2 separate regions of the Homo sapiens genome follow, and region 2 is linked to region 1. Evidence: chromatin contacts called from ENCODE Hi-C or POLR2A ChIA-PET data. All regions are on one chromosome and are shown on one strand. The core of a region is the stretch at or near the end of the contact, and the rest is flanking DNA. Distances in the headings are between cores, read along the strand shown. Region 1 overlaps OPHN1 (oligophrenin 1). Region 2 holds the start of YIPF6 (Yip1 domain family member 6).

Region 1 (7,192 bases), core at 3,428-5,927:
GGTCTCAAAGAGGTATTTGTACACTCATATTCACAGCGGCATTGTTCACAATAGCCAAAAAGTGGAAGCAACCTAAGTGTCCATCAATAGGTGAATGGATAAACAAAATGTATATGCACATAATGTAATATTATTTCAGCCGTAAAAAGAAATGAAATTCTGACACATGTTACAAGATGGATGTATCAGGGCTAAGGGAAAACTCCCTCCATCCTTGCTGGTTCTCTGAAAAATCAACTGACAAAAGGCAAATTAATAGGAGAAAAGGCATACAATTTATTAATGTGCACAGGAATCATACAAAATATAAGAATTCAAAGAAAGGCAAGGTAGCTGGTGCTTTTATTTTTTTAACTTTTATTTTAGGTTCAGGCATACAAGTGCAGGTTTATTATATAGTTAAATTGCATGTCACGGGGGTTTGGTGTACAGATTATTTTGTCACCCACGTAATAAGCATAGTACAATAGGTAGTTTTTCAACCCTCACCCAATAATTTCCCAATAATGGGATTGTTGGGTCGAATGGTGGTAGTTCTGTTCTAAGTTCTTTGAGAAATCTCCAAACTGCTTTCCGAAGTGGCTGAACCACTGTATAAGTGATCCCTTTTCTCCACAACCTTGCCAGCATCTGTTATTTTTTGACTTTTTAATAATAGCCATTCTGACTGGGGTGAAATGGTATCTCACTGTGGTTTTGGTTTACATTTCTCTAATAATCAGCGATGCTGAGCATTTTTTCATAGGCTTGTTGGCCCCGTATATGTCTTCTTTTGAAAAGTGTCAGTCGTGTCCTTTATACACTTATTAATGAGGCTGTCTGTTTCCTGCTTGTTAATTTGTTTAACTTCCATATAGATTCTGGATATTAGACCTTTGTTGGATGTGTAGTTTGCAAATATATTCTCCCATTCTGTAGCTGGTCTGTTTACTGTGTTGATAGTTTTATTTGCTGCACAGAAGCTCTTTAGCCTAATTAGGTCCCATTTGTCAATTTTTTTGTTTTATTGCAATTGCTTTTGGTGTCTTTGTCATGAAATCTATGCCTGTTCCTATGTCCATAATGGTATTTTCCGAGATTTTCTTCCAGAGTTTGTATAGGGTTGACGCTTTTATACCATCTTGAGGTTACAGAAAGAATGGAAACTCCCTCGAGGCATGGCCAAAAACAGGTTATGGTGGAAAATCAGGTTATGGTGGCAGAACAGGGGGAGAAGAGGAGGCCTGGCTAGCAGAAGTGGTCTTGTTATATAGATAAAACTTCACAGGCAGAGCCCTCAGAGAGAATAGATGGTGAATGTTTATTCAGACCTTTATAGGTGTCAGACTCTCAGTTAATCTTTCCTAGATCTGGACAAGGGAGGGCCTCAGAAAAAAACCTGGCTATATCAGTGCAGATTTTCCCTACAGCTGCAAATGTCCCCAAAAAGACAGCTTTGCAGGGCTACTTCTGTTTACTGGTGCTCTGAACAGTCATCTTAAAATATGACAAAGACGTATATTTTCAGGTGAAATATTTTTGTTTCCTTCAGATGAACCTTAAGAACATTATGCTAAGTGAAATAAACCAGTCACAGCAGGCCAGCCAAAAACTGTATACTTTCCTTTACATGAGGTACTTCCATTTATAGAGTAGTCAAATTCATAAAGACAGAAAGTAGAACAATGGATGCCAGGGGCTGAGGGCAGCTGGGAATGGGGAGTTAAAGTTTAACGTGTATAGTTTTAATTTTACAAGACGATAAGAGTTCTGGAGATGGGTGGTGGTGATGGTTATACAACAATATGAATGTACTTAATCCCACTGAACCAAAGACTTAAAAATGATTAAGATGGTACCTTTATGTTATGTATATTTTATCACAATTTAAAACAATTAAAAATTATTTATCAGACTCTATTAAACAAATCCTTTTTCTTGCCCACATAAGAAGGGTTGAGAATGAAAAGTCTATTTATAAACTGAGAAGAACTTGCCTAAAATGGTACATAAAAAGAAAGACACTAGACCCATCTCAGCTATATACTTGGGGCCTGAAAAGGGAAGAATGCGACTAAATATGGTTTATCATGTGAAAGTTTTTATTTTGTTGTTCAATAGTAATCTTTTGGAGTATTTCTTCATTTATATCAGTTTCAGAAGCATTCTGAAGGTACTGCAGATGTCAGGTGAGAAATTTGAATTCCTGGGTCCTATTCCCACATTGGCCAAGGCTCCCTACAATCACAAAAAGCTTCTGCAGTCACTCAAAGCAAGGCAGGAAGCAAAGGGAGAAGAAAGACAAACAAGTAAAATAGCCTGCCATCAAATGTGAAATTATTCCTCTCCAGCTTGTTCAGGCCCAGTATGCAATAGACCCTATTTATATATTTCTTCTGGGGTTTCTAAATTACTTCTGTAACAACTAGGACATAGTGAGAAGTTCAAAAAGAGGCCAACTTTCTAGAGACAGAGGATGTCTGTATATTCTGTGAGATGATTTATACACACATCTCCATTAATGTACATTAGCCCTGCCCTGCAGCTTCGTCTATCAGAATAACCAACATCAAGGTAATCAAAGCCAATTCTCAGGGGAAGGTGGGCAGATTCAAAGATACAGTGCTGGAAAAGAAGATATCCCTCTACACCCACACCCACATGTTACTGTTACTGTGATTTTCTTCCAAGCCAACACCATCTGCCTATAAAATCCATGCCGTAACCACCTATCCTTCCCCACACGCCCACCCAGGGCCCTTTGTTCAACCTCAGCTCTGACAAAACATGCAAAAAAGGGGTTATCCCTCTCTGTTGCAATTCCAAAAACTAAGAAATCCTAGATAGGGCAGGTTCAGTGGCTCATACCTGTAATCCCAGCACTTTGGGAAGCCAAGGCAGGAGGATCACTTGAGCCCAGGAGTTCAAGACTAGCCTGAGCAATATAATGAGACCCCCATCTCTACAAAAAAACAACAAACAAACAAACAAAATGAAAGAAATCCTAGAGAAAACATTATACTTTGAATTGCCATAAAGCACTCTCATTGCATCTTTAACCTACTCTCTTAATTTAGGTACAAGCAAATCACCAGCTCATAAGGGGGAAGGAAGTCTCTTTACAGTGTATTACACAATATTCATGGGATAAGACAGCCTGGAAAGGGAAGAATATGTGTTAAGAACCAAGGCAGTAGACCAGGTCCCATTATTGACAAGAACTCTGTCTCTCTTAATCCTTAGATGAGCCACTTAACCGTTCTGTCTCAATTTATCTCCTGTAAAATAGGGTCTTATTAATTCATTCAAATAAAATACTTAGAGACTACTGAGGGCCAGGAGTTATGTTAGGCACGTTGACCAGAACTAAAGATTGTTCCCTTTCTCAGTGCCAGTAGAACCACAATGATATAACATCAGACCCAAGAGCACTATAAATAACAATGCTAATCTTTCTCAAATGGTTATTACTGAAAAGGAGGAGAGGATCAGGCATACCAATACCTTATTGGTGAGTGTGGCTGCTGTTATATGCTATCCCAGAAGGCTTTCTGATCAGTCCCCACTTTACTGTCATTGGAATATGGGTAAGGCTGTGTGACTATGAGAAATATGCACTCATATTCCTTTTCTCTTCTCTTTGTGAAGTATATTCTTGAATTTTCAAGTCATAAGCCATATCCAAACACCAATTAAGTTATTAATTACTACAATTTAAGTTTGTTTATGGCACAAGCACTGTCATAAGTATGTTTTTTTAAAATATATACTTAAACAGTAGAGACTAACATTTATTAAGAGTATATTACTTTCAAATATGTTATTTCATGTATACCTTCTATAACCAAGGTTGGTATTACTGTCTCCATTTATAATTGAGGAAACTGAAACTTTAAGAAGTTCATAGCTTGTTCAAATGCCACCCAGATAGTAAATAGGGAATTCAAACCCAGATCTGTGTGCCTCCCAAGCCAATGGTCATTCTGGCAACTAAATGCCATTGTGCTAAGCCTTCCCATTACCATTACTTGCTGATGAGCTCAATTTCCTAGACAGAGAATATGCTGAAACCTAAGCTCAGTAACCTAACTTCAACCAAGACTATGTCTTTAACCACTTTAGTCCCAAATGTTCTTTAGGTGCATAAGAATAAAAAAAGAAGAAGACTTAATTAAAGCCCTGCAGTCCAAAAGTTAGCATTTCCCCTTCCAAACTAGTTTCTACTGCTCTCAAAAGGACAGAGTTAAAGATGGAAGACATCTACAAGGCAACAATCTAATTCCATTCTTTCTCTAGCCACGTCTGTCTTGGCTGATTTAGGTGGCTAGGAAGCAGAGGAGTTGACTCCATGACCTCTCAAGACTCTTTCTAATATTGTAATTCTGATTCTCTTTGCCCTACTTACACATGGGAACCTGTGATTATTCTCTATAGCTAGATTTTGGAGGCCAGATTGCTCCATTTTGAAAAGGTACCATGAATAACATGAGATAGAAACTTATAACTGCCATATTTTTTAAATCTGTATTAAATCATACTAAAATAATCATCCTGAAATAACAAGATCATACCAATCAATCAGAAGGAATTAAGAGTCAGGGAAGCAGAGAGTTGCTCCTGTTCATAACATTTCTTCTCTTTAGACCTCAGTGAAATATTATCTGACCAGCTGGAGAAAGCTTGACTGGGCAATGTGCCCTGTGGTGACTTCTGTGGCTCCTGTCCTGTAGCCTTCACTACTTGGTGTATTACATCATTATTAACTATAAAGGGAACTGCTGTCTGGCCCCTTTAATAAAGAACTTCCCAACTGTGTCAAAGAGAGAAAAAGGTCCCTGTTAGCTTATGACAAATAACATATCAAAAACCATGGGTTTCTCTGCCAACGGAGCTTCAGACTGCTTATATATTACCCAATTGTATAATACACTTTAGGGCTTAATATACCAGTTCAAGGCTGGGTGTGGTGGCCCATGCCTGTAATCCCAACACTTTGGGAGGCCACCGCAGGCAGATCACCTGGGGCCAGGAGTTTGAAATCAGCCTGGCCAACATGGTGAAACCCCATCTCTACTAAAAATACAAAAATTAGCCAGGTGTAATGGTGAATACCTGTAGTCCCAGCGACTCGGGAGGCTGAGGCAGGAGTATTGCTCGAACCCAGGAGGTGGAGGTTGCAATGAGCTGAGATCGTGCCACTGCACTCCAGCCTGGGTGACAGAGCAAGACTCCGTCTCAAAAAAAAAAAATTATATAATATATATATATATATATATATATATATATATATAGAGAGAGAGAGAGAGAGAGAGAGAGAGAGAGAGAGAGAGAGAGCGCTCACTGAAACTTCTGCCTTCTGGGCTCAAGCCATCCTCCCACCTCAGCCTCCTGAGTAGTGGGATTACAGGCGACCATCACCATGCTTGGCTAATTTTTGCATTTTTTTGTACAGGCAGGATTTCACCATGTTGGCCTAGCTGGTCTCGAACTACTGAACTCAAGCAATCTGCCCCACCTGGGCCTCCCAAAGTGCTGGTATTATATATATACCAGTTCAAAGTTCAAAATCAACAAACACATACAAACTATTCAAGGGCTTTGTGAAAAATCCCATCGACTATCTATAATGGGAAAGAGGAAAAAGGAGTTCGTGACCAAATACACAAAGACAGACAGTCAAAAAGGATGAACTGTTTCTGCGCTAGTGAACCAGTGTGTTTCTGAATGCCCACTGGGAAAAGCAAAACCCCTGTATGAGAGTTTCTTGAGATCAGAACTGAGACTGTGTCAGGCCCCGGGGTAGGCAATAGGAATACATCTCTGATGATGAACACTTTGCCCATTCAAACAGGAAAACACCTCATAGCACAACCTGCATTCCAAGCTTTCATTATGTATGCGGGAATAGGTCATTTCCAAAACCACTTCCCTGCATACCTCTCTACACAAACTCAGCAGAAGCTGGACACAAACAAGAAGGTCCAAGGAACACTTAAGGAACTCAATGCCCTGCCCCACCCAACAACAGCCAATTAATGTTGCACAGCCTGTTTTAGTCTTGGAGGGCTATTCTGTATCTATTGCAATGACTCAATTCTGCCACTTTATTGCAAAAGCAGTCACAGACAATATATAAACAAATAGGTGTGGCTATGTGCCAATAAAACGTTATTTATGAAAACAGACATTATTTACGAAAAGAGGAGGTGGACAGGATTTGGCCATGAGCCACAGCATGCTGGCTCCTGCTTTACTACAAATAGATCTCCTTGAGAAATCGAGTTACTATTCCTTTTTATATTTATTTATTTATTTATTTATTTATTTATTTATTTTGAGATGGAGACTTACTCTGTCATGAAGGCTGCAATGCAGTGGCGCGATCTCGGCTCACTGCAACTTCCACCTCTGGGGTTCAAGCAACTCTGCCTCAGCCTCCCAAATAGCTGGGATTACAGGTGCATGCCACCACACCCAGCTAATTTTTGTATTTTTAGTAGATACGGAGTTTTGCCATGTAGCCCAGGCTTGTCTGGAACTCCTGACCTCAGGTGATCCACCCATTTGGCCTCCCAAAGTGCTGAGATTATAGGCGTGAGCCACCACGCCCAACCTCAAGTGACTATTCCTTATCCCCTCTCTCTTCTGCCCAGGACTTCTGGAAAGGAGCAAAAAGCAAAGGTGCAAGGCTAAGAAGTTTCCCTCTATCAGTTATTCTCAAAAGCAGAAGCTACAAAAGACTTCAAAGTAAAAGATACCTGTGGGTATCCCATATACTTATTTCTACTTATCACCATTAAAAAACAAAAATCTTTGCTGGTTTAATGGAGAGACCAGAGCTGCCTTCTCTGGTGTGCCAATAGGATGACACATGTTTTCTATTAAACATCACATTATTAACTCCTGCCATTAGAAATATTAAAGGCACAGTTGACCAGCAGCTTTCAGAACAACTGGAAGCCACTGGGTGGAAGGGTGGGGAAACACACTTTGGGAAAGCCAGTTCTAAAGGGAGCTGCTGACTCCTTAGAGGTAAGACTGCTACTAAAAAAGGAAACCCTCCCTGAAGAGAAGAACTGCCAAGCAACCGCCTCCTTGCCCAGTGGCCAATTCAATGAATGCTTCAATCAGCCAGACCTTGCTGGACTTGTTAGACCTGACAAAACAACGGCAATAGCTTTGGTAATAATGTCAGACAGGGGCTTGTACAAAA
Region 2 (7,192 bases), core at 2,229-4,728, 84 kb after region 1:
TCAGCCTCCCGAATAGCTGGGACTACATGGCGCACCCCGGCATGCCCGGCTAATTTTTTTTTTTTTTTTTGGTATTTTAGTAGAGACAGGGTTTCACCTGTTGCCCAGGCTGGTCTCATACTCCTGAGCTCAGGCGATCTGCCTGCCTCGGCCTCCCAAAGTGCTGGGATTACAGGCATGAGCCACCGCACCTGGCCTCTCAGCAAATTTTTATTTTTATTTTTTTGTAGAGACAGGAGACCCTATGTTTATTAACATCCTATTAACCTATGTTGCCCAGGCTAATCTCGAACTCCTCTCTTGGATTCCCAAAGTGCTGGGATTATAGGTGTGAGCCATAATCTAACCATGCCTGGCCTGTAGATATATATTTACATGCAAGATGACACAGTTTTCTTTTTAGTACTATCTTTTTCAGGTGTGGTACCATGTTTATGCTAGGTCCCTGGAATAAATTTGTAAACTTTGCCTTTTCTTCTCTCTTGAACAATTTATATAGTGTAGGAATTATGTGCTCTGTGAAGGCTTGAATGAATAGCCTATGAAACCATCTGGGCCCAGCACTTTGAGGGTAGGAGAAGAGGGGAGATATTTGGCAACTTTTAAAAAACTAATACATGTATATGTTTAAAATTTCAAACTGCTTCACATACAATGAATAGTCTTCACTTGCAAGTCAATCCACCCCTATTGCCAGTTTCTCTCCCCACAGGCAACCAGTTACCGGCTTTTTGTGTAGCCTTCCGGACACAGTCTGTGAATATTCAAGTACAATGTATGGATATCTATCCATTGCCCTTACATTTTTACTCAGTTGATAGCATACCATACAAACTGTCTTCATCTTACTTTTTATGTATTTATTTATTTATTTATTTATTTTTGTGGAGATGGATTCTTGCTCTGTCACCCAGGCTGGAGTGCAGTAGCGTGATCTCGGCTCACTGCAATCTCCTCCTCCAGAATTCAAGAGATTCTCGTGTCTCAGCCTCTCGAGTATCTGGGACTACAGGCACGCACCACCACACCAGGCTAATTTTTGTATTTTTAGTAGAGACGGGGTTTTGCCATGTTGCCCAGGCTGGTCTCGAACTCCTGAGTTCAGGCAATCTGCCCACCTCGGTCTCCCAAAGTGCTAAGATTACAGGCGTGAGCCACCGCGCCCAGCCAGCTTTTAACATGTGTTTTAAATTTTTCCTTTCAAAATTTTGTTTTAATGAAATTCCCCACTTTGTTTTGAGTCAATTCTGATCATTTTTCTGGGAAATTATTTCCTTAATATTTCCTGGTTATTTTCATAGAGTTGTATGTTATAGTGTCCTGAAATACAGATTAGCCAACAAAGTTCTTCATACCTATTGACTTAAATATTAATTCCACTTCTACCACTTACAAAGGTTCTAAGTAACTTTGGACAAGTCATGCAAGTCCTGCTGTATTGTAAATATCCATGATCTGGCAAACAGTAATGACTGTAGGTGTATTAAAGAACTCTGAGTTAGTCTGGCAATTTTTTGAGATACACTTGCAACTAAAAACATAGAATAATTCCTAGTTTTGGGAGCTTGTTCCTGTGCAGCCCCTTCCTTCACAACCTTCCTTCCTGATTTTCTTTCTACAAAGCATATTGTCTCACACCCAACCAGTACCCTATTAGTTAAATGGGGAGAACAGGCATTGGTAGTCTGAAATAATGCCCAACTAACCTGAGCACTGCCTGCCTCAATTGTCCTATGGCCCGTCCTCTTTTTTTTTTTTTTTTAAGACGGAGTCTCGCTCTTTCGCCCAGGCTGGAGTGCAGTGGCGCGATCTCGGCTCACTGCAAGCTCCGCCTTCCGGGTTCATGCCATTCTCCTGCCTCACCCTCCGAGTAGCTGGGACTACAGGCGCCCGCCACCACGCCCAGCTAATTTTTTGTATTTTTAGTAGAGACGGGGTTTCACCGTGTTAGCCAGGATGGTCTCGATCTCCTGACCTCTTGATCCGCCCGCCTCGGCCTCCCAAAGTGCTGGGATTACAGGCGTGAGCCACCGCGCCCGGCCGGCCTGTCCTCCTCTTAACCTATCACCAAGGCTACCTTGAAATAAGTGGCCAAGAGGGCCAATAGATGAGGTTAGAAGGGGTAGAAGCGAGGGGCTTGTGGCTAGGGAGAAATAGCTAATTTTGGAGGTTGGCAAGGAAATAGCAGACGTTATCAATGGCCTCAGGGAAGTGGGACGGGAGGTAGTGATCTGGTAATCATGGGGTGGGAGGATGAGGTGAGAAGCTCAGGCTGGGGTTGGGACATTTGTACATGATATTCCCTTGCAATTGCAAAAAGATTTCATGTCTACTGGCTTAAATTTTAATATCACTTCCACCAGTATTTGTGCAAGTACTAAAATTGTGCTTGGTCTGAAGGGGAATTATCGTAAACAAAACAAAACAACAAACACCAAAAAAAAAAAAAAAAAACACCTCCATTCGTTTGGAATTTTGTCCCTCCACATTCCACATTCTTCCTCCTTAAATTTACTACTTGGATTGCCTATCCAAAAATATAAAACACTTTTATTTCACAGCCATCCCCTGCCTTGTTGGTTAAATGCTTAACACCACCAAAGGGCACCCAGGTATCCTGGATGCTGATGCTGTCAACAATGGCTGCCCTGTCTGACTACATTTTAGCCTGGGGCCAACGTAAACTGGGACCAGAAATACCTTGAAAGCCCAAAAGGATGAGATAAGGAAAACAGGTTGGGACATGAAGATTATCTTTTAAGTTATTGTCACAATAGTTACTCTCTTTTAGACCCTGAACATTTTCAGTACTTGCTCCAAATGGTTTAGCAACTTTTGAAGTGGGATTAACAAGTTTGGCCAATGAAGCTTCTTCCCTGCCCACCGCCAGAGGTGCTGGAGAAAAGTAATCCTGGAGGGTCGGCGTGGAGGCAGTAGAGAGGTTTATAAAAGTCAAGGAAGTGGGAAGAGGCTTGCGAGCAGCAGGAGAGGCGCAGAGTCAGAGGGGCAGGGGCGGCGGCGGAGGGAGCAGGAGGTTGGGGCTTGAGCCCGTCATTCCGGCGCACGAAAACTTGAAGTCGCTCGGTAGCCGGGGAAGGGAAGGAAGAGAGGCAGGCTCTTTCCTAGAGGTGCCGTGATCGAGGGTCTGGCACTCCAAGCCAACTCCTGAGAACGGGAAATGGGCGGGAGTCGGTGGGGTGGAGAGGGCAGCCGTGGTCGCGAGAGCGAAGGAGCGGTCTGAGAATCCGGCTTGAGTGTTAAAGGCTAAGCGTGTCTAGCTGGACCCGTGGCCCCGAAGAAGCGAGACAAGGCGACGCGGAGCTGTCCCTGACACCCCGAGGACCGAGGGACAGCGAAGGGCCGGGGCCGCCGGCCATTGCCAGGCGCCATTAGGTGACGCGGCCGTCACGCGATGACGCGCTGACCGGCAGTGGCCTCCACGTCGCAGGTTCCGCAAAGACCTGTGGGAGCGACCCGGGAGAAGGAGGGCCAAGATGGCGGAAGCGGAGGAGTCTCCAGGAGACCCGGGGACAGCATCGCCCAGGCCCCTGGTGAGCTTGGGATCTGCGACAAAAGGGACCGAGGGTGAGGCAGAGTGCCCCCTAAAGAAGTCGGGGGACGGGCTCGTGGCCTGAGAGCCGGAGCTCCTTCCGCCCGGCAGGCCCTTCTTGTACCCGATGCCAGAACCAGTCCCAACACTGCACCTGTTCTTTGCGCTAACCGCTTTGCCCCCTGCCCTCGTGGTTCCTTCCAGGTCTTTTTGTGAAACTCCGATCTTTCCTTTCCCATCCTCCCAGGTCTCGTCATCGTCCCCTACATTGTGTTAAATGGCGAACTTTAGGTGATTTCTTAAGTTATCTTTTCTTCTGCTGTCCCCTCATTTTATCAAAACCTGTCACCAGCCTTTGTTGAAGGAATAATGAGAGATTGCTTCCCGTGGGACATTAACGTTTTGTTGCTTATAACTTTAGTATTGACTTGTTCAGTGACCCCAGTAGGCCAGGTTTAACCCCTGTCGCAGCTCCTTGCCATTCTCTTCACCATACTTGTTCTCCTTTCTTATTTTTTACTTTTTTAAAAATCGAGACAAGGTCTCACTCTGTCACCCAGGCTGGAGGGCAGTGGCGCGGTCTCTGCTCACTGCAACCTCTGCCTCCCAGGCTCACGTGATCCTCCCACCTCAGCCTCCCTAGTAGCTAGGACCACAGGTGCGTGTCACCACACCAGGCTAATTTTTAGTATTTTTTTGTAGAGACGGGGTTTTACCATGTTGCCCAGGCTGGTCTCGAATTCCTGGGCTCAAGCTATCCTCCTGCCTCGGCCTTCCAAAGTGTTGGGATTACAGGCGTGAGCCACTGTGCCCGGCCATCTTCACTATACTCTCTTGCTCCTGTCTCTGCAAGGGATAGAATTTCCACTGCAAGCCCAAAGTGTGGACAAGTATTTTAAGAACACAGGCTTTGGAGTTAAACTTTACTTGGGATGGAATCCACCCACTTTGTGAGTTTCGGCAAGTCATTTTAGGGAGGGTGTTTCTTCATCTGTAAAATGGAGATAAAAATACCTGCCTCAAAACAGTTTTTAGAAAGATCAAATGGCATAATTTATGTAACGTGTCTAATACTATCAGTACCATGAACTGAGGAGTATAATGAGGTCAATATTCTGCTCCTGTCCCTCTTCTCAATGTGTTTAGTTATATAGTAGTTGCTCAGTAAATGGTTCTTCCCTTTCCTCTTTTTTTTTCTTTTTCTTTTTTTGAGACGGAGTTTTGCTCTTGTCACCCAGGTTGGAGCACAATGGCACAATCTCAGCTCACTGCAACCTCCACCTCTGGGGTTTAAGTGATTCTCCTGCCTCAGCCTCCTGAGTAGCTGGGATTACAGGCGCCTGCCACTACGTCCAGCTAATTTTTGTATTTTTGTAGAGACGGGCTTTCACCACGTTGGCCAGGCTAGTCTCGAACTCCTGACGTCAGGTGATCTGCCCGCCTCGGCCTCCCAAAGTGCTGGGACACAGGTGTGAGCCACCGTGCCTGGCCCCCTTTCCTCTGTTTTGAATTAGCAACTTAACATAGTGAACTGAGCTGGGAGATCAGTGAACTTAATTCTAGTCCTAGCTCTGCTGCTTACTAGCTCCATTTGTTCACCTCTTCACTCACTCAACAAATATTTATTGAGCATCCGCTACTATGTTCCAGGCACTCCTTTAGGCACTGGGGATATGGCAATAAGAGTGAGTTGTGTTAAGTTCTATCGTGACCTTGAGTAAAATCAGGCTGAACCCCAGTTTCCTCCTTTGGAAAATGGTGATAGGAACACATCACTGAATTAGTGAGAGTACTAAATGAGATAATATATACATTGTGCCTACTGTGACATTGTCATAGGTGCTTAGTAGTTTTTAGTTTCTTTCATTTAAACTTCTCCACCCCTCTTCTGTGAAGCTTTCCCCAGTTAACTTCAGTGGTTCTGATCACTCATTACTCAATATGCAATCCGCTTCCATTCAACAAATGTTTAGTGAACTCCCACAATGAGTAATGCACTGTGCTAGTTGCTGTAGGGAATGCAAAGGGCCTGCCTCTATGGTGCTACCAGTCTTAAGTTTTAGGGATAAGACAAGTATACAATGCTAAAATAAGGCAGTATGTAAGAGAAAGTTACACAAAGAATATTACAGAAATTTAAAGGAAAATGCTATCATGTCCAGTTGGGGTGACCAAGCTACATGGTGGAAGTTATATTTGAAAGGACTTCAAAGGATGGGTAGGATTTGAAATTGCAAGTGAGTATAAGAGCTATCAATAACTGAGCACCTGCTACATGCCAGGTATTGTGCTAGACATCCTCTGCGTATTTGCTACTAAACTTTACAGCAATCATTTCAGTTAGGTGGCTTTTAACTACATTTTATGTGCAGATGAGGATATGACATGCAGGGAGGTTTGATGATTTCCCTAGGGTCTACATCCAGTTAGTGCCATGCATGAAATTTGAACCTAGATCTGACTCTGAAGCCCAGACTTATATATCCATTTATATATAAGTGGATATATCCATTCATATATATATAGAAGCGCAGACTTATATATATCCATTTGTGCTACACAGCCTCTTGTGAACAAAGGCACAGAAGTTGGAAGGTGCTAGTATATTTATAGAACAACACTTTGGCTGAAGCACAGAGAATTATTAGGAGATAAGCCTTCAGAGGTAAGCCTACTGAGTTAGGGAGGCAGTATGGAACAGTGGTGGTTTGGAATGTGTACTCTGGAGTCAGCTTGCTTAGGTTTGATTCTAAGCACTGTCACTTAACTAGTGGGATATTGGGGAAATTACCAAACCCCTCCTTGCCTCAGTTTCCCCATCTGTAAAATAGAGATATAACAATACTTAGTTCATAGGGTTATTAGGTGGAATGAGTTAACACATTGGATAAATTAACACACTTAATAGAATGCCTGGCATATAATAATGCAATGTGTTATTTCTTATTATTGGCTACTAACCTGGGAGGCTTAATGGGCTACAAAGAGCCAGTGGAAATTTTTGAGGAGGGAAGAATTTGAAATCATGAATTGGACAACATAATAGAGGGTAAGTTACAGTGGGGGAATATCTGGAATCTAGAGGGCCAGTGAAGCTGTTACAGTAGTTCTGAGAAGAAATGATAAGGATCTGGACAACAGCAGTGGCAGGAGACAAGAGGATTTGAGACAAGGCAGAATCCACGAGGGTTTGTAGCGTGTGAAGGAGGATTTGTCTTAGATCAGTATTTTCCAAACTTTAGTGTGCTAGCAGTCATCTGGGGAATCTTGTTAATTTGCAGGTTCTGATTCAGTTGGTCTGGGATAGGGCCCGAGATTTTGCATTTCTTACAGACTCCCTGGAGATGCTGCTGCTGCTGCTCCCAGTACCACATTTTGAAGAGCATGGCTATAGACACCCAAGAGTATAGTGACACTCTGAACAAAAATAGATAATATATAAGGAGGGTTAGCTGGATGAGGGCCTTAAAAGTTGACTAATTCAGTTTGGGACATGTTTAGTTTGAGATACTGGCAGGCCATTCAATAGATATCCAACAGGCAGTTGGACTTTAAAACATGCACTTCAGGGCGCAGAAGAGGTCTTGCCTAGAGTTGTTGATTTAGGAGTCATCTGCACAGGGTTAAAAAGACAGAATCTTG

Evidence for each region. A loop is a pair of places that touch in the nucleus more often than their neighbours do. ChIA-PET counts read pairs that join two places held with the same protein, here RNA polymerase II (POLR2A). Pooled maps may share reads with other maps.
Region 2: a map of PC-9 shows a loop between it and region 1 (4-fold over the local background). The contact joins the promoter of YIPF6 here to the enhancer-like site in region 1. A Hi-C loop is called at or near these places in 2 of 168 maps with a recorded cell type or tissue (PC-9 and endothelial cell of hepatic sinusoid) and 1 of 50 pooled maps. POLR2A ChIA-PET finds 5 or more read pairs at or near these places in 2 of 52 experiments (AG04449 and HEK293).

Annotation. Positions count from the first base shown.
Region 1 is chrX:68,410,799-68,417,990 of GRCh38, forward strand. The region is part of intron 2 of OPHN1 (oligophrenin 1); the gene reads right to left. Among named protein-coding and RNA genes, the nearest start is that of OPHN1, 19 kb to the right of the region's middle. RefSeq lists a silencer at 4,529-4,823. Within about 2 kb of position 4,678, at least 4 of the 41 ENCODE cell types and tissues checked have a DNase peak (open chromatin) inside an H3K27ac peak, as active enhancers do; they include PC-9, where a contact is called at or near this core.
Region 2 is chrX:68,495,573-68,502,764 of GRCh38, forward strand. It overlaps YIPF6 (Yip1 domain family member 6), which reads left to right and starts at 3,479. Exons shown (of 7, transcript NM_173834.4): 1 at 3,479-3,551. The coding sequence starts at 3,495. RefSeq lists enhancers at 2,645-3,319, 3,118-3,597.